2 separate regions of the Homo sapiens genome follow, and region 1 is linked to region 2. A link is a loop called in an ENCODE intact Hi-C map of the cell type or tissue named here. Cell type or tissue: endothelial cell of umbilical vein. All regions are shown on one strand. Each heading gives the region's core, and the rest is flanking DNA. Links, peaks and the distances in the headings are about the cores only. Region 1 has its middle 32 kb from the start of SCML2. Region 2 overlaps PHKA2 (phosphorylase kinase regulatory subunit alpha 2).

What was found. A loop is a pair of places that touch in the nucleus more often than their neighbours do. Peaks named below come from ENCODE experiments on the same cell type or tissue, not always from the same donor. Only the 100,000 strongest peaks of a DNase experiment are listed, where the experiment ranks them.
Region 1: it touches region 2 in a loop (28-fold over the local background); 5 of 110 quality-filtered maps call a loop at or near these places.

Annotation. Positions count from the first base shown.
Region 1 is chrX:18,379,055-18,395,089 of GRCh38, forward strand. No RefSeq gene overlaps it. Among named protein-coding and RNA genes, the nearest start is that of SCML2, 32 kb to the left of the region's middle. In endothelial cell of umbilical vein, for the core only: a CTCF peak has its summit at 12,097 (motif pointing right); a DNase peak (open chromatin) is centred at 12,117.
Region 2 is chrX:18,924,778-18,932,777 of GRCh38, forward strand. It overlaps PHKA2 (phosphorylase kinase regulatory subunit alpha 2), which reads right to left. Exons shown (of 33, transcript NM_000292.3): 12 at 6,864-6,971; 13 at 4,451-4,529; 14 at 1,676-1,810; 15 at 891-1,000. Among named protein-coding and RNA genes, the nearest start is that of PHKA2-AS1, 38 kb to the left of the region's middle. In endothelial cell of umbilical vein, for the core only: a CTCF peak has its summit at 7,387 (motif pointing right); no DNase peak of the experiment used is centred there.

The DNA.
Region 1 (16,035 bases), core at 5,405-13,404, 540 kb before region 2:
GCAAATTAAATTGTGGCATACTCGTTCAATAGAATGAATACTCTATAGAATGAAAATACACAACTATACATTGAGACATGGATGATACCTCAAAATCATAATGTTCAGCAAAAGGAGAGAGAGAGAGAACGAATCCAAAGGGTAAGACTCCATCCCATCCATACAATACTCAAATCCAGGATGCACACCTCAGTGTAAAACAAAAACAAACACATGTGAAAAACAAGAACTGGATTTATTATGAGTTAGGAGTTACCTCTGGGGAGGAGGTTAAGAGTCATGATCCAGGAGGTTACTTACATGTGGGGGAGTTCTGTAATATTCTGTTTTGTTGACATAGGTGACTTACATTAGATTGTTTCTTCCTTTAAAATAAAAAGTACATATGTTTAGTATGCATTTTTGTACATAGGTTATGTTTTGTAAGTTTTTGTGTGGTTTTTTTGTTTTGTTTTTTTTGAGACAGAATCTCACTCTACTGCCCAGGCTAGAGTGCAATGGCGAGATCTCAGCTCACCGCAACCTCTGCCTCTCGGGTTCAAGCAATTCTCCTGCCTCGGCCTCCCAAGTAGCTGGGATTACAGGTGGCTGCCACCACGCCAGGCTAATTTTTGTATTTTTAGTAGAGATGGGGTTTCACCATGTTAGCCAGGCTGGTCTCAAACTCCTGACCTCAGGTGATCCACCTGCCTCAGCCTCACGAAGTGCTGGGATTATAGATGTGAGATTACAGGGGTGAATCATATATCAATTTTTTAAATAAAATTTCAAAAGGAATGAATAGTATGAAAACAAATCATGTTAACTGAGTTTTAGGTAAAGATGACTACTTGTCAGAACCTAGGGGGCCGGGCATGGTGGCTCCATCTGTAATCCCAGCACTTTGGGAGGTGAAGGTGGGTGGATCACCTGAGGTCAAGGAGTTCAAGACCAGTCTGGCCAACATGGGGAAACCCTGTCTCTACTAAAAATACAAAAATTAGCTGAGCGTGGTGGTGCGTGCCTGTAATCCCAGCTACTCGGGAGGCTGAGACACAAGAATTGCTTGAACGTGGGAGGTGGAGGTTGCAGTGAGCCAAGATCACACCACTGCACTCCATCCTGGGCGACAGAGTGAGACTCTGTCTCAAAAAAAAAAAAAAAAAAGAGTAGACTATATTTGTGTGAGTCAATTTCTGAGCTCTCTATTCCATTCCATTGATCTATTTGTCTATTCTTATGCGAATACCACACTGTCTTGATTACTGTAGCTTTTTAGTAGATCTTGAAGTCAGGTAGTGTCAGTCCTCTAACACTGATCTTCAGTATTGTGGTGGCTATTCTGGGTCTTTTGCCCCTCCGTATAAACTTTAGAAGCAATTTGCTGATATCCACACAATAACTGACTGGGAATTTGATTAGGATTGTGTTGAATCTATAGATCAAATTGGGGAGAACTGACATCTTGATAATATTGAGTTTTCCTGTCCATGCACATGGTATATCTCTTCATTTATTGAGTTATTATTTGATTTCTTTCATCAGTTTTATACTTTTCCTCATATAGATGTCATACATATTTGGTTAGATTTATACCTAAGTATTTCCTTTTTGGGGGGTGCTAATGTAAATATTATTTGGGGGTTTTCTTTGCGGCAGGGTTTCACTCTGTTGCCCAGGCTGGAGTGAACTGGTATGATCGATGGCTCACGGCAGCCTTAACCTCCTGGGCTTAAGCAGTCCTCCCACCTCAGCCTCATGAGTAGCTGGGACCACAGGCATGCACCACCATGCCCAGCTACTTTTTAAAAAATTTTTTATAGAGACAAAAAGTTTTGTGTCTGTTGTAAGGTAATTTTGATGTTCTTTTGTTAGGCATATACACATTAAGATTGTTATACCCTCTTATAGTTTTGACTCCTTTTTCATTATGTAATGCTCCTCTTTATTCCTGATAACTTTCCTTGCTCTAAAGTCTGCTCTGCCTGAAATTAATACAGCTACTCCTGCTTTCTTTTGATGAGTGTTAGCATTGGATAGTTTTCTCTATCCCTTAACTTTCAATCTATATATGTCTTTATATTTAAAGTACATTTCTCGTAGACAACATATAGTTGGCCTTTGTTTTATCATCCATTTGACAATTTCTGTCTTTTGTTTGATGTGTTTAGATCATTTATATTCAAGGTTTTTTTTTTTTTTTTTTTTTTTTTGAGACAGGGTCTTGCTCTGTCACCCAGGCTGGAGTGCAGTGGCACAATCACAGCTCACTGCAGCCTCAACCTCCCGGGCTCAAGCAATCCACTCTCCTCAGCCTCCCAAGTAGCTGGGACTACAGGAGCACACCAACACACCCAACTAATTTTTTTTATTTTTTGTAGAGACAGGGTTTCGCCATGTTGCCCAGGCTGGTCTTGAATTCCTGAGCTCAAGTGATCTGCCTGCCTCAGCCTCCCAAAGTGCTGGGCTTACAGGCATGAGCCACCATGCCCAACCTAAAGTGATTTTTCTTTATCTAATTGGATTAATAGCTACCATATTTGTTACTGTCTGCTATTTGTTGCCCTTGTTCTCTGTTTCTACTTTTGTCTTCCATGCTTTTTCTGCTTTTTGTGGTTTTAATTGGGCATTTTATATGATTCCATTTTCTCTCCTCTGTTAGCATATCAATTATATTTCTTTTTACTTTTTTAGTGATTGTCCTAGAGTTTGCAATATGCATTTACAACTAATCCAAGTCCACTTTCAACTAACACTATACCACTTTACAGGTAGTGCAGGTACCTTAAAATAACAAAATAATCCTAGTCCTGTCCTCCCATCCATGATAGCCCTGCTGCCATTCATTTCACTTATACATAAGCAATATATGTAAGCACACACAATTGACTACATTGTTGCTCTTATTATTTTGGACAAATCTGTTAGATTGATTAACAATAAAAAATTTAAGTTTTTGGTGGGGCGGGGCGCAGTGGCTCATGCCTATAATCCCAGCAGTTTGGGAGGCCAAGATGGGTGGATCACTTGAGGTCAGGAGTTCAAGACCAGCCTGGACAACAAGGCGAAACCCCGTCTCTACTAAAAGTATGAAAATTAGCCAGGCGTGGTGGCGTGTGCCTGTAATCCCAGCTACCCGGGAAGCTGAGGCAGGAGAATTGCTTGAACCCGGGAGGTGGAGGTTGCAGTGAGCCGAGATCATTCCAGCCTGGGCAACAGAGGGAGACTCCATCTCAAAAAAAAAAAAGAAAGAAAAAGAAAAGAAATAATTATTAGATCACAACCTGCCTCCTTGTATTGCCCTGGCATTTTCTAGTGAGTAATGGGTTACATGGTAAATCTGTTTCTCTCCTCTAGGGCAAGCAGTGTGGCATAGTGGAAGAATCCAGTTGGCTTCAAGGACCTCTCCTTCCCCTGCCATCCACCAATTCTCTGACCTTGACCAGTCTGTTATCTTTAAATGTAAGTTGATTTCCCATTTAGAACAAACTGAACACTAACCAAAAAGCAGAGTCAGCCACCAAAGATAAATAGCACTCAGCCCGATATGCATTTGGCCAAGATTTTAAGACATGATAAAGCTTCAGCATCCATGAGATAAGGGCGTCAAGATCCAGAAGCTGCAAACACCAGAAATCATGGTGTCTCATCTGATATTTAAAAAGATCTCACATTCCTTGGCCTACTATCCAGCGACCTTGTGTGGTGTCTATGTGTTGGGCATGCAACTGCATTCTTCTCTCTTTTGTCTGCTGTAGCTTCTGCTAGGTTTGTGCCTCTCGCAACCACCTCCTTTGTCATTGTGTCACATGGTCCTGACAGTTTTCAAGGAACTCAATGACTGTGAAATTGGGATTTTTAAGCTCTGGAAATTTTGACATTGGTGCCATCATTATGTCATTAGTGGGAAGCCACAATGGGAAAGGTAGAATCCACTTCTATTTTTGCATCCACACACAATTAAATCTCAATGAGCAGCAGGAGCTGCTGTTTCTGTGGCTCTACCCTCTGAGTTTTGGTCGGTGTAAACACCCAGGCAGCTGTGGCCTGCAGTTCCAACATACTTCGCCCTCGCACCCAGGATAGGGTGGCCTGGTGAGAGCTAAAACATTATACCTGCAAATCTCCCATCAATGGGAGTAATGTTTGCTGGAAAGAGTCCCCCAGACAATATGAATTTTAAGACACAAATTCTAATATTCTACAGCGAGGAACTGCCTGAAAGTACTAGAAAAAAAACCTAAGTACAAGAAACATACAAAGCCAGCACTATCAGGTCCAACCTTGGACTATCAAGGCGTAAAGGTTCAGAGTAGGACCACAAGGTAGGAGTTTTAATTAGACAAAATTTGTAATTAACATAAAATTTAAATGCAATCCACCAAAGAGATTGGCCTGCAGAGATTTTATCCAGTGAGAATTCAAGCTGTTGCAGCCGATTTTAATTACATTCCTGAAATAGAAGCCTGCGAATGGGATTTGAAGAGATGGTTTAGATGAATCTTTGCTCCATTGGCAAACTTTACCGGCAATATTTTCAGTCTACCAAAATTAGAAGGTGATAACAATAAGTGGATAAAGGAGCATTCTATAGATGATCATCAAAAAAGAGATCCAAATCTAGTGTGTTAAAAAACAATGTAAAGGCCGGGCACAGTGGCTCACACCTGTAATCCCAGCACTTTGGGAGGCCGAGCCGGGTGGATCACCTGAGGTCAGGAGTTCGAGACCAGCCTGACCAACATGGTGAAACCCTGTCTCTACTAAAAATACAAAAATTAGCCAGGTGTGGTGGCACATACCTGCAATTCCAGCTACTCAGGAAGCTGAGGCAGGAGAATCGCTTGAACCCAGGAGGTGGAGGTTGCAGTGAGCCGAGATCGTGCCATTGCACTCCAGCCTGGGCGACAAGAGAGAAACTCCGTCTCAAAAAAAAAAAAAAATTAAAATTTAAAATTTTTTTGTTTTTCAGGAGAGTAGGTGCCGTAGTAAGGAAGTATTAAGTACCATTTTTGAATTTCTTCTTCTTTCCTTAGAATTTTAGATTGAATTTTCTGCTGAGTTCTCTTATCTCTTTAGCTTGCAAGATAAAAATGAATATCTGTATTAATGTAATATAGGATATTTCTATATATTTGGTAGAAAAGGTCAGGAACAGTGAAGAAGTCTAATTTCTAAATCACTTCTATTTCTCTCTTTTTTTTTTCCCAAAGGATCACCATGAAATCTTAGATCACATCTATTTCTACATCTTCTTTTAAATTGCGTGCCATGGAATGGACAGCTGCAGGTGGCTTTTAGATAATAATGCTGTATTAGGCCGGGTGAAGTGGCTCATGCCTGTAATCCCAGCACTTTGGGAGGCCAAGGCGGGTGGATCACCTGAGGTCAGGAGTTCGAGACCAGCTTGGCCAGTATGATGAAACCCCGTCTCTACTAAAAATACAAAAATTAGCCAGGTGTGGTGTCGCATGCCTGTAATCCCAGCCTGTAATCCCAGCTACTCGGGAGGCTGAGGCAGGAGAATCGCTTGAACGTGGGAGGCAGAGGTTGCAGTGAGCCGAGATTGCAGCATTACACTCCACCCTGGGCAACAAGAGTGAAACTCTGTCTCAAAAAAAACAAAAAACAAACAAAAAAGATAATAATACTGCATTAGTTTCCTATGGCTGCAGAAACAAATGACTACAAGCTTAACAAAAGAAGGTGGCTGGGCATGGTGGCTCATGCCTGTAATCCCAGTGCTTTTGGAGGCCAAGGCAGGAGGATCACTTGAAGCCAAGAGTTTAAGACCAATCTGGGCAACAAAGTGAGACCCCCCATGTCTACAAAAAACAAAAATATTAGCAGGGGGTGGTGGTGTACACCTGTAATCCCAGCTACTTAGGAGGCTGAGGTGGCAGGATTATTGGAGCCCAGGAATTCAAGGCTACAATGAGTGGTGATTGCACCACTGCACTCTCACCTGGGCCACACAGCGAGATCCTATCTCAAAAACAAAACAAACAAACCAGAAATGTATTATCTGACAGTTCTGGAGGCCAGAAATTTGAAATCACTTCAGTGGGCTAAAATCAAGGTGGCTCTCTCTGGGAGTCCTAGAGGAAAATCTATTCCTTGCCTTTTCCAGCTTCTGGTGGCTGTCGGCATTCCTGGGCTTGGGGCAACACCGGTCCAATCTCTGCCTTTGCAGTCACATTGCCTTTTCCTCTTCTGCGTGTGCATAATCTCCTTCTGCCACCCTCTTAAATCACAAGAACCCTTAAGGCCGGGCGCAGTGGCTCATGCCTGTAATCCCAGCACTTTGGGAGGCCAAGATGGGCGGATCACCTGAGGTCAGGAGTTTGAGACCAGCCTGGCCAACATGGCGAAACCCCATCTCTACTAAAAATACAAAAATTAACTGGGCATGGTGGCGCTTGTCTGTAATCCCAGATACTTGGGAGGCTGAGGCTGGAGAATCGCTTGAACCCTGGAGGAGGAGGTTGCAGTGAGCTGCGATCGTGCCATTGCACTCCGGCCTGGGTGACAAGAGTGAAACTCCATCTCAAAAAAAAAAAAAAAGAAAAGAACCCTTCTAGTTGCATTTAGGGAGAATCTGGATAATCCAGGATAATCTCCCCATCTCAGTCTCCTTTGCTTAATCACATCTGCAAAGTCTTTGCCATATAAGGTAGCATTCCCAGATTCCAGGGACTGGACCTGATATATTCGGGGGCATTATTTAGCTTATTACGAATGTAAATAATCCAAACAGCCAGCATTCACTGGGCTTCATCAACTGGGAAGTACTGGACTAAGCATGTACATTCATCTCATCTTTACCATCGCCCTAACGGGTAGATACAACTGTTACCCCATTTTACAGATGAGGAAACTGAGTCTTAGAGAGGTAACTTGTCTGTTACTACATAGCTGGCACCAATGCCCAATCTCTTGGTAATAGGGAAAATTAGGACCAGGAATAACTTAGTATATTTGTGGGTTTGTTTTTTTGTTTGTTTGTTTGTTTAGACAGAGTCTCACTCTGGCGTCCAGGCTGGAGTACAGTCGCAATCATAGCTCACTGCAGCCTCAACCTCCTGGGCTCAAGTGATCCTCCCACCTCAGCCTCCAGAGCTGGGACTACAGGCATGTGCCACCACACCTGGCTAAATGTATTTATTTTATTATTATTATTTTTTGAGACAGAGTTTCACTCTTGTTGCCCAAGCTGGAGTGAAATGGAGCAATCTAGGCTCACTGCAACCTCTGCCTCCCAGGTTCAAGCGATTCTCCTGCCTCAGCCTCCCAAGTAGCTGGGATTACAGGCACCTACCACCATGCCTGGCTAATTTTTGTATTTTTAGTAGAGATGGTGTTTCTCCATGTTGGTGAGGCTGGTCTCGAACTCCTGACCTCAAGTGATCCACCCGCCTTGGCCTCCCAAAGTGCTGGGATTACAAGTATGAGCCACTGCGCCCAGCCCTAAATTTATTTTTAGTTTTTGTGGAGATGGGGATCTCACTATGTTGCCTAGGCTGGTCTCGAAATCCTGGGCTCAAGCCATCCTCCCACCTCGGCATCCAAAGTGTGGGATTATGGGTGTGAGCCCACCATGCCCAGCCAACTTAGTATGTTTCATCATTACTCTTCTATTAGTAACAGTAACTAGAGCCTGGGTCCAGTTCATCGGCGAGTGTCAGGCCCACCTGGCAGGTTTGTAGCCCTGGCAGTCAGCTGAACTCCTCCCAGCATGAGGGATGGTATTGGGCAGCTGTTATTTGGGCCTGCCCAGCATCCTTTCAAGGATCAGCAAGATATCCATTTTTCCCATATTAGCACTCTATCTTCTCCAATGACCTCCAAAGTTAGTGGCTTGTAATAGCAAACATTTTTTAATCTCATCATTTCAAAACAATCAGGAATTTGGGGCTGGGTGTGGTGATTCATGCCTGCAATCCAGCACTTTGGGAGGCCAAGGCGTGCTGATCACTTGAGCTCAAGGGTTTGAGACCAGCCTGGCCAACATGGTGAAAACCTGTCTCTACTAAAAATACAAAAATTAAGCCAGGCGCAGTGGCTCATGCCTGTAATTCCAGCACTTTGGGAGGCCGAAGCGGGTGAATCACAAGGTCAGGAGTTCGAGACCTGCCTGGCCAATATGGTGAAACCCCGTCTCTACAAAAAATACAAAAATTAGCTGGGCATGGTGGCAGGCGCCTGTAGTCCCAGCTACTCGGGAGGCTGAGGCAGAAGAATTGCTTGAAGCTGGGAGGCGGAGGTTGCCGAGATTGGGCCACTGCACTCCAGCCTGGTTGACAGAGCGAGACTCTGTCTCAAAAAAAAAAAAAAAAAAAAAAATTAGCCAGGCCTGGTGGTGCGCGCTTATAGTCCCAGTTACTGGGGAGGCTGAGGCAGGAGAATCGCTTGAACCCAGGAGGTGGAGATTGCAGTGAGCTGAGATTGTGCCATTAGACTCCAGCCTGGGTGACAGAGTGAGACTCCGTCTCTAAACAAATAAATAAATAAGGAATTTGGAAGTGGCTTAGCTAGGTGGTTCTGAGGTGGCAATCCAAATGTCGGCTGGGACTATAGTCATGTGAAGGTCTGATTGTGGCTGGAGAATCCACTTCCAGCCTCACCCCCACACTGTCAGCAGGAGACCTCAGTGCCTTAATGAATGGATCTCTCCTAAAGGCATGGCAGTTGGCTTCCCCCGGAGGGCGTGATCCAAGGGAAAGACCAAGAGGCATTTGCAGTGCCTTTTATGACCTACCATCAGAAGTCACACACAATCACGATTGCCTTATTCTTCTACTGGTCACACAGACCAGCTTGATACCATTTGGGAGGACATTAGGCAAAGGCATAACTATCGAGAGAGGCAGGGATTATTGAGAGCCATCTTGAAGGCAGGCAACCAACCACAGTGCTTGACTCTGCTACTCCATCCCCTTGGCCACTGATTTGTTCAAGAGATGGGCACATGAACCCAGCAAGCCCAGTTAGACTGCATCTCTGAGAATCATATATATCAGTGCTGGAAATGAGAACCACTCTCATTTTCCCTGGCTCTCAAGCTGTGATGCCATAAGCCTGAAGATCTCAATGGTCATATTCCTGCCACTAGAGGAAGCTCTTATAAACTGGGAAAGAATGAGCACAAACAGAGAAAGCAGCAGAAGTAAGAGTTGGAAATAGAGAAAGCCCCGACAACAGTTTGTGGTCCCTGGATCCCTCCATGCCTGAAGTACACCTCTGGATTTCCCAATAACATAAGCCAATTTATCTCCTTTTTTTTTTTCGCCTTGCTTAAGCCAGTTGATTGGTTTTCTGACCTTGCAACTAAAAGGGCCTAGACTCATGCATGGCCTGAGGTGCCTCTTAGGAATGAACTCATTCTATAAGAGTAGAGAATCGGCCGGGCCAGTGGTTCACACCTGTAATCCCAGCACTTTAAGAGGCCAAGGCAGGAGGAGCGCCTGAGCTCAGGAGTTTGAGACCAGCCTGGGCAACATAGGAAGACCTCATCTCTACTAAAAATTAAAAATAAAAAAATTAGTTGGATGTGGTGGCAGGTGTGCTGGTATGCACCTGTAGTCCCAACTACTCAGAGGGCTGAGGTGGGCGGATTGCTTGAGTCCCAGAGGTCGAGGCTGTAGTGCGCAATGATCATGCCACTGCACTCCAGCCTGGGCAACAGACAGACCCTGTCTTAAAAAAATAAAAATAAAAATAAAAAAGTGTCCGAGCACTTTGGGAGGCCGAGGTGGGTGGATCACTTTAGGTCAGGAGTTCGTGACCAGCCTGGCCAACATGGTGAAACCTCGTCTCTACTAAAAATACAAAAATTAGCTGGGCATGGTGGCACGCACCTGTAATCCCAGCTACTTGGGAGGCTGAGGCAGGAGAATCACTTGAACCGGGAAGCGGAGCTTGCAGTGAGCCAAGATCATACCGCTGCAATCCAGCCTAGGCAACAGAGCAAGACTCCATCTCAAAAAAAAAAAAAAAAAAAAGAAAGTGAAAAGGCCATTTGGCCATTTTATTACAAACTCTGCAGAAGTTTGGGGCAAAAATAGTCCCAAATTTGTGCCCTTGTGACAATGGGTCACACCAAGTGGGACAAGAGGCACTTTCACTGCTTCTGCACAAAACACAGCCAGGATTTGCAGATTTGAGAAGCCTGGATGAAAGCCACAGCTGATGCTGTGTTGAGAGGGGCTTCCTGGTTGCTGTCAGCTTCACTGTGGCTGTGTCCAGGTGCCCAGATGTGGTGTGGCCTGTAAATGTTCCCACTAGAGCTGATTACTTTCCAGACTTGGGAAGGAGGGAGATGTCCCATCTCTGGCATCTTCTTCCACATGACATCAAGAAGCCCCTCTTGCCGGGCGTGGTGGCTTACGCCTGTAATCCCAGCACTTTGGGAGGCTGAGGTGGGTGGATCACCTAAGGTCAGGAGTTCAAGACCAGCCTGGCCAACATGGTGAAACACCCTCTCTACTAAAAATACAAAACTAGCCGGGCGTGGTGTCGCGCACCTGTAATCCCAGCTACTCCGGAGGCTGAGGCACGAGAATCCCTTAGAACCCAGGAGGCGGAGATTGCAGTGAGCCGAGATCACGCCACTGTACTCCAGCCTGAGCAACAGAGTGAGATTCTGTCAAAAAAAAAAAAAAAAAAAAAAAAAGGAAGAAAAAAGAAGAAGCCCCTCTGAGCTCTCTTGTGCCCTGCCTGGATTTTGTGCTGCTCCAGCCCCAACTCCCAGGGAGCTTTGCCTTGCAAAGGGCCAGGCTCAGAGCTTTGCCACCAACAGATGCTTCATTAATGAGGTGAAAGTCTGATTGAATTAAAACACCCTTTCTGGCACCATCAAATAAAGACATAATAAAAATCAAAACGTTGGATCATTAAAGTGCTCGAAGAAATTTTTTAAAACTTTATTTAAATTCTCCTAAGAACTTTTAGGCTCTTAAAAAGTTTTAGTTATATAGAACCTCAGAGGTATATTAGGAAACAAATAGTGAGGAACAAATAACTTGATTGTTCCTTCCAGAGGAGGACTTGCTGTTTCTTACAAAATAAATTATCAAGTCACTTTCAGGTGCCTGCTGCTTTTAGACAGTAGATGGCACTGGGGGACAACTAGAAGAAAGTGATTGGGTTTTTTGTTTGTTTGTTTGTTTGTTTGTTTTTTGAGACGGAGTCTCACTCTCTCTCCCAAGCTGGAGTGCAGTGGCGCAATCTCAGATCACTGCAACCTCCACCTCCCAGGTTCTGCTGATTCTCCTGCCTCAGCCTCCCGATCAGCTGGAATTACAGGTGTGCACTACCATGCCCAGCTAATTTTTGTATTTTTATAAGAGACAGGGTTTCGTCATGTTGGCCAGGCTGGTCTCAAACACCTGACCTCAAGTGAGCCGCCCGCCTCGGCCTCCCAAAGTGCTGGGATTGATTACAGGCGTGAGCCACCATGCCTGGCCGCAATTGTTTTTAATGTAGCTTGGAAGAAGACAAGGAAACAAAATCAAACACAATTTTCTGCTTGATCTGGACCTATTTAAAATCTACACTTCCAAGGTCAGAAGATTAAGAAATTGTCTAGATGAGGAAAGATAAAATTATCTTATGAAGGAAGAGAAAGAAGTTGTTTTTCTATGTATTAACTGAAAGCATGAAAAAAAAATGCATCCAGGAGGGCTATACTATAAGGGTCTCCTGCCCAGGCGTCTGTTCTACTCAGGTGTATCCCCTCGCTACTCAACGGTGACCCTTGGATCAGTGGCACTGGCATCCCCTGAGACTTGTTAGAAATGCAGTATCTCTGGCCCAGACCCCCTGAAACAGACTCCACTCACTGGGCGATGCCTTCTTGGAAGACCTAAATCTTTTGAAAATTTTCCAGTTATGTAGAACCCCAGTTCATCAGTGTTACAAAGTGAAGCAAAGCAAACCTAGTCAAACCAAACCAACCCAAACCTAACCTAACTCGACCTATTCCAACCAAGGAAACAAATCTCTTTCTCTTTAAGAAAAAAAACCAGAAACAACAACAACAACAACAAACAAACAAAAAAAACCCCCGCTCTTGTAAAATAACTTACAGGTACCTACGGCTTTCAGCCAGCAGATGGCGCTGTGGGATAACTATTAATATAAAAACTTATTTCAAGTAGCGTGGAAGGAAACAGACCTGATGGAACACAATCGGCTGCTTGATCCAGACCTGTTTATAAAATCTGTATCTCCAAGGTCAGAAGATTAGGAATTCTTCTGGATGAGGAAATATAAGATAAACTTAGAGGAAATGGTGGAAAAGAAGACAAGGACTCTTCCCCTAGAAGAGAAGGATAAGTTGCATTTAAATACATAAGCACTAGAAAGTCTCCCTAAAATGGTCTCTTAAAATCCAGCCCTTCAGATCACTTGAGGCCAGGAGTTCGAGACCAGCCTGGCCAACATAGTGAAACCCCGTCTCTACTAAAAATACAAAAATTAACCAGGCATGGTGGCAGGCGCCTGTAATCCCAGCTACTCAGGAGGCTGAGGCAGGAGAATCACTTGAACCCGGGAGGCAGAGGTTACAGTAAGCCGAGATCGCGCCACTGCACTCCAGCCTGGGCAACAGAGCAAGACTTCGTCTCAAAAAACAAACAAACAAAAAATCCAGCCCTTTGGATTACTGCTTTAAACATAAATGCTCCAGGAGGGCAACACATTTCACCATCATTAAGACCTTTCTGGGCATTAATTTGTCACCTTGCTTTGTAATACCCTAACAGTAAAGAAACTTCCCCAAACCAGAAAGACTTGCTAGGGAAACAGGGAGAGGATCAGGTCTGATGCTCAAGGGTAGAAGCCTGGGAAGGACCCCAGAGTCAGGCCTCTGGGAACTGAGGCCAGGGGGAGGGAATTTTGGAAGGGAAGGGACCTCCGCTCTAAAGGCAAATCCCCATTGGCCCACTCAGAGGCATTTGCCAATCAGTGGTAAGGTGGAGGGGAGGCTGGGTCCAGAGGTGCTGAATTTCAGATGGAAGCACATTCCTCAGCCTCCTCCATGGACATGTCTCATGTGACAGAGTCTTGCTCATAGCACCAGAGAGCTCTAGCCTCTATATTGTCATCATGTGACCACGGCCCCACCCCCTGTCAAGCCCTGTTAAAGACCCAATACGGGGTTACAGATGACCGAAAACTAGATCAAGGGGTATCTTAAGAACAGGAAAACAAATTATCATATAATATTTACAGGACCTGGGCAGGGCACAGTGGCTCGCGCCTATAATCCCAGCACTTTGGGAGGCCGAGGCAGATATATCCCTTGAGCCCAATAGTTTGAAACCAGCCTGGGCAACATAGTGAGAATCATCTCTACAAAAAATAAAAAGTTAGCTGGGTGTGGTGGCATGCACCTGTGGTCCCTGCTCCTTGGGAGGCTGAGGTGGGAGGATCGCTTGAGCCTAGGAGGTTTAGGCTGCAGTGAGCCATGATTATGCCACTGCACTGCAGCCTGGGCGAGAGTGAGACCCTGTCTCAAAGTTAAGTAATTAATTTAATTTAATTTAATTTAATTTAATTTACAGAACTCAAACCATGTTGGAGACATTATTTTAGAAATTCCAGGTGGGAGGATTACTTGAGCCCAGGAGGTCAAGGCTGCATTGAGCTAAGATCATGCCACTGCACTCCAGCATGGGCAATGAGACCCTGTCTGAAAAAAAGAAAAAAAAAGAGAGAGAAATTCCATTTCTAGGAGTCTCCCCAGGTAGAGTTGTCAGATTTAGCAAAAAACAAGCAATAAAAAAAAGGACAGCCAATTAAATTTGATATTCAGATAAATAATGAATGGTTTTTAATTTTTAAATTTTTAATTTGTGGGTACATAGTATGTTTATATATTTATGGGGTACATTTACTGTGATAGTCCGTTTTCATGCTACTGATAAAGACATACCCAAGACTGGGCCATTTACAAAAGAAAGAGGTTTAATTGGCCTTACAGTTCCACATAGCTGGGGAGGCCTCACAGTCATGGCGGAAGGCAGGGAGGAACAAGTCACGTCTTACCTGGATGGCAGCAAGCAAAGAGAGAGCTTGTGCAGGGAAATTCCCCTTCCTAAAACCATCAGATCTTGTGAGGCTTATTCACTATCACGAGAACAGTACGGGAAAGACCTGCCCCCATGATTCAATTATCTCCCACAAGGTTCCTCCCACAGCACATGGGAATTCAAGATGAGATTTGGGTGGGGACGCAGCCAAATCGTATCAATGAGATATTTTTATACAGGCATACAATGTGTAATAATCCCATCACGGTGAATGGGGTATCCATCACCTCAAGCATTTATCCTTTGTGTTATAAGCAATCCAATTATATGTTTTTAGTTATTTTTACATGTATGATAAATTATTGCTGACTGTACTGACTGTAGTCATCCTGTTGTGCTATTTGTGCAAATTTTTTTTTTTGAGACGGAGTCTCCCTCTGTCGCCCAGGCTGGAGTGCACTGGCACGATCTCAACTCACGGCAACCTCTGCCTCTCGGGTTCAAGCAATTATCTGCCACAGCCTCCCAAGTAGCTGGGATTACAAGTGCCCACCACCACGCCCGGCTAATTTTTGTATTTTTAGTAGAGACAGGGTTTCACCATCTTGGCCAGGCTGGTCTTGAACTCCTGACCTCCTGATCCACCTGCCTCGGCCTCCCAAAGTGCTGGGATTACAGGTGGAAGCCACTCTGCCTGGCTCCTGTTGTGCTATTAAATACTAGATCTTATTCATTTTATCTAACTATATTTTTGTGCCCATTCTATCCCACATCCATCCCACCCCCCTCCCACCCCCCACAAGCCTTCCCAACTTCTGGTAGCCATCATTCTACTCTCACAGTTTTTTAGCATAAATATGTCCCATGCAATATTTAAGACAAATGCATACTAAAAAATTATTTGGTGTTTATCTGAAATTCAGGTTTAGCTTGGCACCCTATATTTTATTTTATTTTGTTTTATTTTATTTTATTTATTTTTATTTTTTTTTTCTGAGCCGGAGTCTCGCTCTTTCGCCCAGGCCGGTCTGCAGTGGCGCGATCTCGGCTCACTGCAAGCTCCGCCTCCCGGGTTCACGCCATTCTCCTGCCTCAGCCTCCCGAGTAGCTGGGACTACAGACGCCCGCCACCGTGCCCGGCTAATTTTTTGTATTTTTAGTAGAGACGGGGTTTCACCGTGTTAGCCAAGATGGTCTCGATCTCCTGACCTCGTGATCCGCCCGCCTCGGCCTCCCAAAGTGCTGGGATTACAGGTGTGAGCCACCGCGTGCGGCCCAGCACCCTGTATTTTATTTGACAGCCCTGCAAGGGAAAATTGTCACACCTGGGTCCAGGGGACGTGCACACGCACATAAAGATTCTCACTGCGGCTGTGTTGTGTCATAGAGAAAAGGCAGAAACAACTTAATTAGGCCTCTTGTGCGGAGAGATACAGAGGCCCACCCAAACCGCAGCCTACAAGGTGGTAGGGGGTCAAAGGAACGATCTCATCTCACTTCCCATCTGCTGGGCCTCCCAGTGGCCCAGCCATCTGAAAACCAAAGGGCGAAGGAGCCTGAGGTTTGCAGTCTTAGCCGCCTGTGGTGTGCTGGGGCTGGCTCTTAGCCATGGTGGAAGTATTTATGCCAAAGAAATCAGCCAACACTACAAACCAGGATCGTTATTTTTTTCCCCACCTACTTGTTAACCATTTGCCGGCACCCCGCTGTCGGTTTCCCAGGCACAGAGCAGGGGGAAGAAGGATTGAGACAGTGTCTGGAAGGAAGAATAGAGACTGCCTAGCATTCATGGTTGCACCGCATTTCGTTGTATGAACAAGCCTCCAATTATGTATTCATTGTCCGAATGAGGCAGCACTCTCCCATAACTTCGCTTCTTGCTGGATTTCAGTAGCTGGTTCCCTCTTCTTGGTCCTTCAGGCTTAGGGATGAGAACTGTGTATCAATTTGGGGCCAATCAGGAAAGAGAAGCCACACAATCACTTGACCAGAGAAAGTTTAATATGAACAATGATTCATTGTA
Region 2 (8,000 bases), core at 1-8,000:
GATTTAAGCATCTTGCCCAACACTGCTGTCTCTGAAAGCAAATCAATAACTCCTTAATTCCTGATCCTTCCAGGGCTATGGGTTCGAAGATGCTTTCCAAGTGGGGGCACTGTGAGCAGGTGGGAGGTGGACACTCTGTTTACCTGATTGATGGCTTTGGTTAATGTCAACTAAAGACACTGCTGCCTGATGTTGAGAACAAATCAAACTGTTCTCTTGGCCTCTGGACTAGTGCATGCTCAGCTCTGGACTGAAATTTGCTACTAAGGGAAATAGCTCACAAGCTTTCTGTGAGCAGCAGGGGCTAGGATGAAACAGCAGCTTGACCCAAGACCCCATGACCAACCCTGTGCCCAGGTAAGCAGGGATTGTGCCCTGCACTGCCAAAGCGATCCCACTGTTGGTCTTTCTAGCTGCCCAAATGGGTGAAAAATATTTTCTATGTACTTCCACAGGACTAGTTTTCTTTGGAAACCAAAGCTCTCCAGTAAGTTCCATGAGTACATTCAGTATCCCAGTAAGCGAGGGTGTGGCCAGAAAATCAGCCTGGCTGTGTGTTACACAGAGGGTCTGATGACAGCTTGCACAAGGGTCAGAGATGATTGTGATTAGGGGCACAAGGGCTGTGAGTCAAGTGACATGTCAACAGCAAACTTCTAAAGCAGTCTGAATTTCACTAATATTCATGACTGGAAGTGATGGCACGCCTGTCTCAAAAAGCATTTACCGAGCACCTACTACGGGCAGACTTGTACTAGGCTCTTGGTATCATTTCATATGTCTCTATTTGAACCTATGCATGCAGAATTCTGTCATATTCACAGGAGAAAAGCTTACCAGACAGCAAAGAGAACTTAAAAAAAAGATGCTCGTTGGCCTGCTCTCCTCACCTGGGGTGTAAAAGTAAAGATTTGGTTCCTAATCACATATAGTTTAGAGGTTCCAAGGACACCAATATGTCGATACGGTCGCCCACTCAAATTCATATTCTTATTCCGTCCTGTTTGAGAAGTAAAAGATAAATTGGAGTTAGAGGAAATACGGTTAACAAGTAATCCAGGCAACTCAGGCTAAGACTGAGCTTATTTCTAGATTAGACAACCCATTTTGGGGCTTGGTTCTTCTACTGCCATCATCCTTTAAAATGGCACGAAGCTGAATATTAAAACAAATCCCGCCCCCTTCTTTTCATGAATGTATATGAACAGTACCCAGTTGGAACTGCATGGAATAAAACTACTAAAAGGACTATAGAACATTTACTTTCGATTTACTTAGTATTGAACCATAATAGTAAACAAAGTCAGATTGTAGAAAAAGCATAGAGAACCTCCTCCCATTTTAATGTGTAAATGAGCATTTTCTGATACTAAAGGTAAACATGAGAAGCATTATCAAGACACAAATGACTTTTCCAATTGTAAATTTTTCAAGGTGGCTCCTTATTTTACAACAGATCCGGCGAATGCTTGGCCACCTGTGACGGTGCCCACTGAACGGGTGTGAGAACGTGCTGGTTTGCCCGTTCCTCTTCACATCGAAGCGGTGGAACCGCCTGCTTTAGTTTTTGTCCAAGTCTTTAGAACTTACGTATATCACAGTCTCCCTCAGACCCCAAATCTAGAACCGAGATGCCCCCATGCCAAAAAGGCCCAGGTAATTTCCCCAAACCTACCAAGCTTGGCATATATGTGACTAAGAATCCGGCCCGGCTGGACTTGAATTGGATGAATGTCCGCGATACTCTGGACGTTCACCCCGTGTTTCCTCAATAAGTCCTTAATGTGATTGTTTTCTGCCAAAACAGTAACTGTGAACAAGAACACAGAATGAGCGTTAGCTCATGACTCTTGTCTCTTCACATGGACACGTGTTCCTTACTGCCCTCTTCTGCCTGGTGACATACACATCAGCATGCTCTTCCATGCAATGACTGGCTTTGGAAATGACAGTGTTCGTCCTGCTGCTCCTCCCCATTCTGTCCTTGCCACCCCTCAACAACCTCAACGCCTATTTATCAAGTGCCTTCATTGTGCAAGATAGTCTGATAGGAGACTTCTAGAAATTGTCCTCAATAAGTCCCAAGCCAAACTGCCCCGTCTCAAGTAATGTCTTGCCTCCCTCTGGGTCTGCATCTATTCTAAACCTGCCTGGTGTCCCTTTTTATGCAGGGTCAGGAGTGGAAACAGCTCCACTTGGGGGATGCCAGAAGCCTGTGCCCCTGCTCCCAAAGGACGGGGGAAAGAAGAGTAAGATGGGGGCGCCTGCTGGCAGGGGATGTTCTGAGGGGACATCCTTCCCTCTAGAGAAAGCAAAGTAGGTCTGTGAGTGGGGATGCTGGCGGTAGTGGAGCAGCCTGGCCCATTCAGAACCCCCGCACAGGGCCCCACCGGTGGGGAAAAAGCACCCCAGGGCTGGCCTGGGCCCCATCTCTGGTGGGAGAGGCTGGGCACCTGGCTCTCCAGCAGGCGGGGAGCTGATTGTGCCTGGGACCTGGGGGCCCATGGAGGAGGGAGGCCATCACCGGGGACAACCCGGGATCGGCTAGGCTGCACCTGCTGTACTAGTACCGCTGGCCTTTCTGAGAAGGGACAGTGCTTTGGCAAAGGGAAGGAGTACAGGGATGGGACTGGAAAAGGGGAGCACGGCCACAGGGAGAGAGGTTGGTGCCATGTCCAGCTGCGGCCGAGCCCCCTGGAAGCTGCAGAGGCTCAGGGCAGCGCAGGATTGGCTACTGTTAAGTACAATCATTGTACTCACAGGCTAGTGGGGCCGGAATGTACAATACATATACATGCAGTTGAGAGTTGAGTGTCACCTCTTTATATTTACACAGCACTTGATGCCTTTTCAAGTATTTTAATATCCATTATCTCATCTGACCTTCACAACAAGCCCCCAGGGAAGCCTTGCATGCTCAACTGGCCAGTTACAGCTGCACGTGGACTGAAACCTAATCTCCCAGGCCCTCAGCAAATGGGAACATCAGCCATGCAGGGCTGGCTAGGTGGCTTTCCTTAACACCTGTCTCTTCTAAAGCTTCCAATGACAGGCATGACTCCACATTTATCAAAACCCCAGCAGCCACTCTCTGTAGGAGTAACTCCTTTAGTGCAGTGGTTTTGGGGGAGACCTGGGAGCCTCATGATCTGTGCAGCTGGATGTGGCTAAGTTTCTGAAACTGCACTTCCCCTACTCTGTGCCTGACCTTCTGGGAATTTCTACACTGTTCTATTAAACAAATGCTGGTCAACACCCATCAAAGTGTCCCAGCCTGCAGGTGGAAAAACGGTCTTAATAGATTCAAGGGACTAATTAGCAGGACATGCTCTGGCTTAGCGCAGGCACAATGAGTCCAGCTGGATCAGTCCACCTGGAAGTCAGGAATGGATTCACACCTACAGCTGCCAGCTGTGGGTCCTTGAGGGAGTGGGTTAACTTCTAAGCCTCGTGTGTAAGGTGGAGATGATGATCATCATCTCAAACTTTACCTAATCAGAATGCTGTGACAGGTGTATCTCATGGCTCTATTGACTGGGTGATATCAGCTCATCTCACCACAGCATGAGCCCCCGAAGCAAAATGAGCCAGTGGCTACAGAGAAATGCTTGTCATTTGTTCAATCACTGTTTTCAACGTATGGGTGCGTATGTGCCAATCAACATAGAAACTGCAAGAATGATATAGGCCTTGTCATTAAGAAGTGTACAGTCTCAGGGGCAATATGGTGTACACACAACATGCTATGACACTAGCTGGTGTGCTCTATGGGGCACAGAGAATGTTACTGGACTGCCAGGAGGTCCTCCCTAAGAAGGAAGGTAGGAAGAGAACTGCTCCACCCGGGTGCACACCACAGGCCAGGCACTACACCAAGCGCTTTCCCACTGCAGCCTCAGTACATCTTAGGAAGCCCCAGTCAGGGAGCTCAAGTCCTGATGACCCTGAGGCACAGAAGGGTGAAATCACTTGGCTAGGCGGAGGGCAGCAGCAGCCTGGGCTGGTCTCGCCCCTCTCCAGAAGAAGGGCTGGCTGGAGAGGAGGGAGAGGAAAGGTGGACACAGGTGAAAGGCGGAAAGATGTCAGGACTCCAAGGGAGGAATGAATGACCCTCAGTTGGGTTCTGAGTTTTCACCAGGCTTAGGCTCTATTTTTCAAAGAATAACAATGATGATAAATGACGCGCAACGAATCACTTGTGCCCCAGTTGCAATCAAGGTTTATATTCAAGACAACAATTGCTTTGTAGAAAGTCATTTTGTGGTTGGGAAGAATTCTGTTGCCTTTGGAAGCCACTGAGTTATATAAGGCATCTCACACAACTGCTACATGCTAAAGCATAGGCACATACACACTTTAAAAAAATTAAATAAGAAACTAGGCAACAATTTGAATTAAAATAACATTGGTTTTACAAAGTTAAATATGAACAGTAAACACGCTCACAAACCTTGTACTACAACATCAGGTTTGACTGAAGTGGAAAATCTTCTATTTAAGGGATCGATTTCACCAGCGGCAAGGAATCCCTATGAAAAGAGGAGCATTAACACTATGAAATATTGATTAACTAAAATTTCATCTTAAACTGAAGTGTGAAAATGAAATATTTTGGGGCTCAACATATTCAAGACTTTTTTCTTTATATTTTTCGAGTCAATTGCTTATTTTCTGTGAAACAGAGTAACATCATTCAAACTGCCACTGATAAACGTATTACATTTTTGCACCTAGCTCTCTAGGGCTCGTCGAATATGCCACCATCTTGTATGAGCAAAAAGAATGATAACCAATACTTTCTGAGCTCACAGTAACATGCCAGGCATTGTGTTGAGCCACTGTATGCGCACTGTCATATTTATGCCTCCTGACAGGTAGGCACTACTTTTGGGGCTCAGAAAACAACACCCCCAAAACAAAGACCTCAGCAGCAGCCTCAGAAGCATAAGTTTTCCTCTGACCTTCTCCTGCCTCTCTCTCTCAGTCCATTCTTCTGGAGGCGCCACAGAAACTAGAATTCTTCTTCCCCAAGGTGGGCATAGAAACCAGAATCCCTTTTCCCCAAAGCCAGCCACAAAACCTACAAATATTCTCTGTAAAAACTGGCCATAAAAAATTCCCTCACCTACCTTGTTTGGCTGTAGGTCATAAGGGCCCCACTCTAGGGAGGGACCTGCCCCACACTCAGAAGGAAAGAGCGCTGCACAGAAAGGCCTCGCTGGGTTTCCCCACTTGGTCCATTAGCATTCATCAGGCCCCTTTTGTCTAATCACATTTCTACACAGCTGTCCATATTTTGTTGAAACTATGCATAAAAACAGAAAATTTCCCCTAGATCTTGGGGTATTCATTCTGAAGGCTCCCCTGTATACATGTTAAGTATATCTGCATGCCCTTTTTTCTTATTAATCAATCTGCCTCATGTCAGTGATTTTTCATCAGACCTTTAGGAGAACACCTTGGCCCCCACGCTACCACCATCACCACTGTACAGGTGGGGAAACCAAGATAATGACCCAAGGGAAGTGGCTGAGTGGGGACTTGGCCCCCACAACCCCACTCCCTTGCAAAGTATTCTCTTTGAATATGCACCTCCTTGCACTTTCTACAAATGACACGAACCCCGAGAGAGAGGATCAAGGTGTTCTGGGAGTTCTGAGGAGCAACTGGACCTAGCGCTGGGCCCAGAGAAAGCCTTTACATCAGAGAGGAGAAAGCAGGGGAGGGGAGTTACTCGTTTCCCATCTCACTGATACAGAAATCAGAGCTGGAAGGTCAGAGATGATCAAGTCCATCCTTTTCATTTTACAGATGAGGAAACCGAAGCCCAGAGATTAGAGACCTGCCCGGGATCAGAGAACTAGTGAGAGACAGGGCTGGCTTTCAAAGGAGATATATGCGTTTTCCCTACTAATAAAGACAGGAGTGGAAGACACAGCCCCTACTCCAAGGACATGACCATGACACTGGGGAGTCTTGAGGTACCTGTAAAACAACTGTTTCAGCTCGGCAGGTAGTGTTCCTGAGGGCTGCTTCCACGGTGGTATCTTTCATCCTGGGCTTCAACACTCTAGGAACCCGGTGGCATGCTGACCCACCACCCCTTCTGCCTTTTCTAGAGCCTGGCAGCCCCTCAGCCCTTCCCTGGGCTCCTTCCCCTCCCTGCCTCCCCGGGGTCCAGCCGAAGCACTCAGCTGGGCAGGACCCTCTCAGGAACGACAGCCCATCTGATAAGGTCACTCATACTGAGGAGTGGGGGATTCATTTGAGGCGGCTCCAAAGTATTTGCATATTAAAACAAAAGCCTGGGGACAAGTCAATGGTGAACAAAAAGAAAGGTGTCAAGAGGCAGTTGTCTGCAGAAGGAAGGGTGCTGCAGGTTGTCCGGGGCAACACCTGACACAAAATTCACCAGAGAAAATCCGGCCCGCCACCTCTTTCTGTAGAGATCTGTGGCCCTTGTGCTTCCTGCTCCTAAGACTGGGGCAGGGGCACCTAGGGGCCAATCTAGTCATTTCCCAAATCTTGTATCTTCTAGGATCAGATGTGCTAACAATCCTGGCCCAGAAACTTCCAGCTCCTCTGACCATCAACTGGAACAGATTCTAGCCACAGAGGAAGAATGCTGGCAGGGGGTGATGGGGAGTGCTGGGCCCTCATGGACCTGAGCTGGTTTAATGGAAATATGGACACACAAGGCTGAGAGTCAAGCCCCGGAGCCAACACGGTCCAGTTGACCTTAAACGAATGAAGATGCAAAAGACATCCACACGCACGCCTGGCAGAGAGTCCCTATGCCCTTCTGGGGTTCCCTGAACCTCCAATCACATGGTTTCCAGTCTGTGAGGCCACTAAGCCCCTACCTCTGCCAACAGCGAGCTGAGGATGTACAAGGATTGGCCCCACAGATGAGGCACCTTCCCCATAGGAACTCGGTCTACTGTGTGAGGATTCTTGTACTCTTCATCTACCTGGAAAGAGAGACAAATCCAAAGTCAGAAAGTCAGAGGATAAAATGGCCATGATACCTGACCATGGGGAATGCACTGAGGATTTATGAAATGGTACTCATCCTCCAGGCCAATTCTGTGCAGGTGCCAGGAGGCTGGGGAGCAAGCCCCTTCCTCGGGGCTGCAAGGCTACAAAGCAGCGGAGGTGGAAGTCAAATCGCGGCCTGGTTCTGGACAAGCACTCTTCCTACAGGCACACGCAAGGCCACGAGCACCGGATGCCTGGCCTGCCTGCTTTGCGCACAGCTCTGGCCATGAGAACTCTCATGGCTCATGCTTACAATTGGCTGCATGATGGGTGAAATGATGGAAAACATCAGCCTCCAGCTGTGGCGGTGCATCGCTGGAGCCATCCCTAGGGGTTTATAAACTGTGCGCCTAATGCAAGAGAATTGCCAGAAGGTGGCACTATTTACCGAGGAAAAACACTTGGACTACTAGCCTGTAACCCCTCCTTCAGGGCCTCAAAAAGCTGAACCCACTGGGGGGCTTCTGTCTCAGCAAAATAAACTTTGGTGTTCTTTCTGGAGGACAGGGCTGGCTGCGCATTGTAAGCTAGTCTGCAACTTTCTCTCTTTTAAACTCCATGCTGGACTTTGACATTTCAGTCATCACATCATTGGTTGGGGGTAATGTCAGTGACCGCTTTTGTCTTCCAGAAAACGTAAGTCAACCAAAGGAAATAGGAAACATCCTTCTCCCAAGGGGAACATCACACCATGAGGAGACTCATCTTCTGCTTGCAGATTAATCAATGATGTTATTAACATATTTAGTAAAATTTAAAATTTTTTCAATAAGAAAAACTTTAGTGCATGAACTGAACAGAATTAAATGTCATTAGTAATCAAATAATCCAATAGGACAATAGTGTGGAAGGAGATTCTCCAAAATGTCATAATCTTTGGGTGGTAGAATTAGAGATAACGTTTTCTTCTTTCTACAGAATCCTAGATGTTTTGTCGTGCACAGAATTACTTGTATGATAAT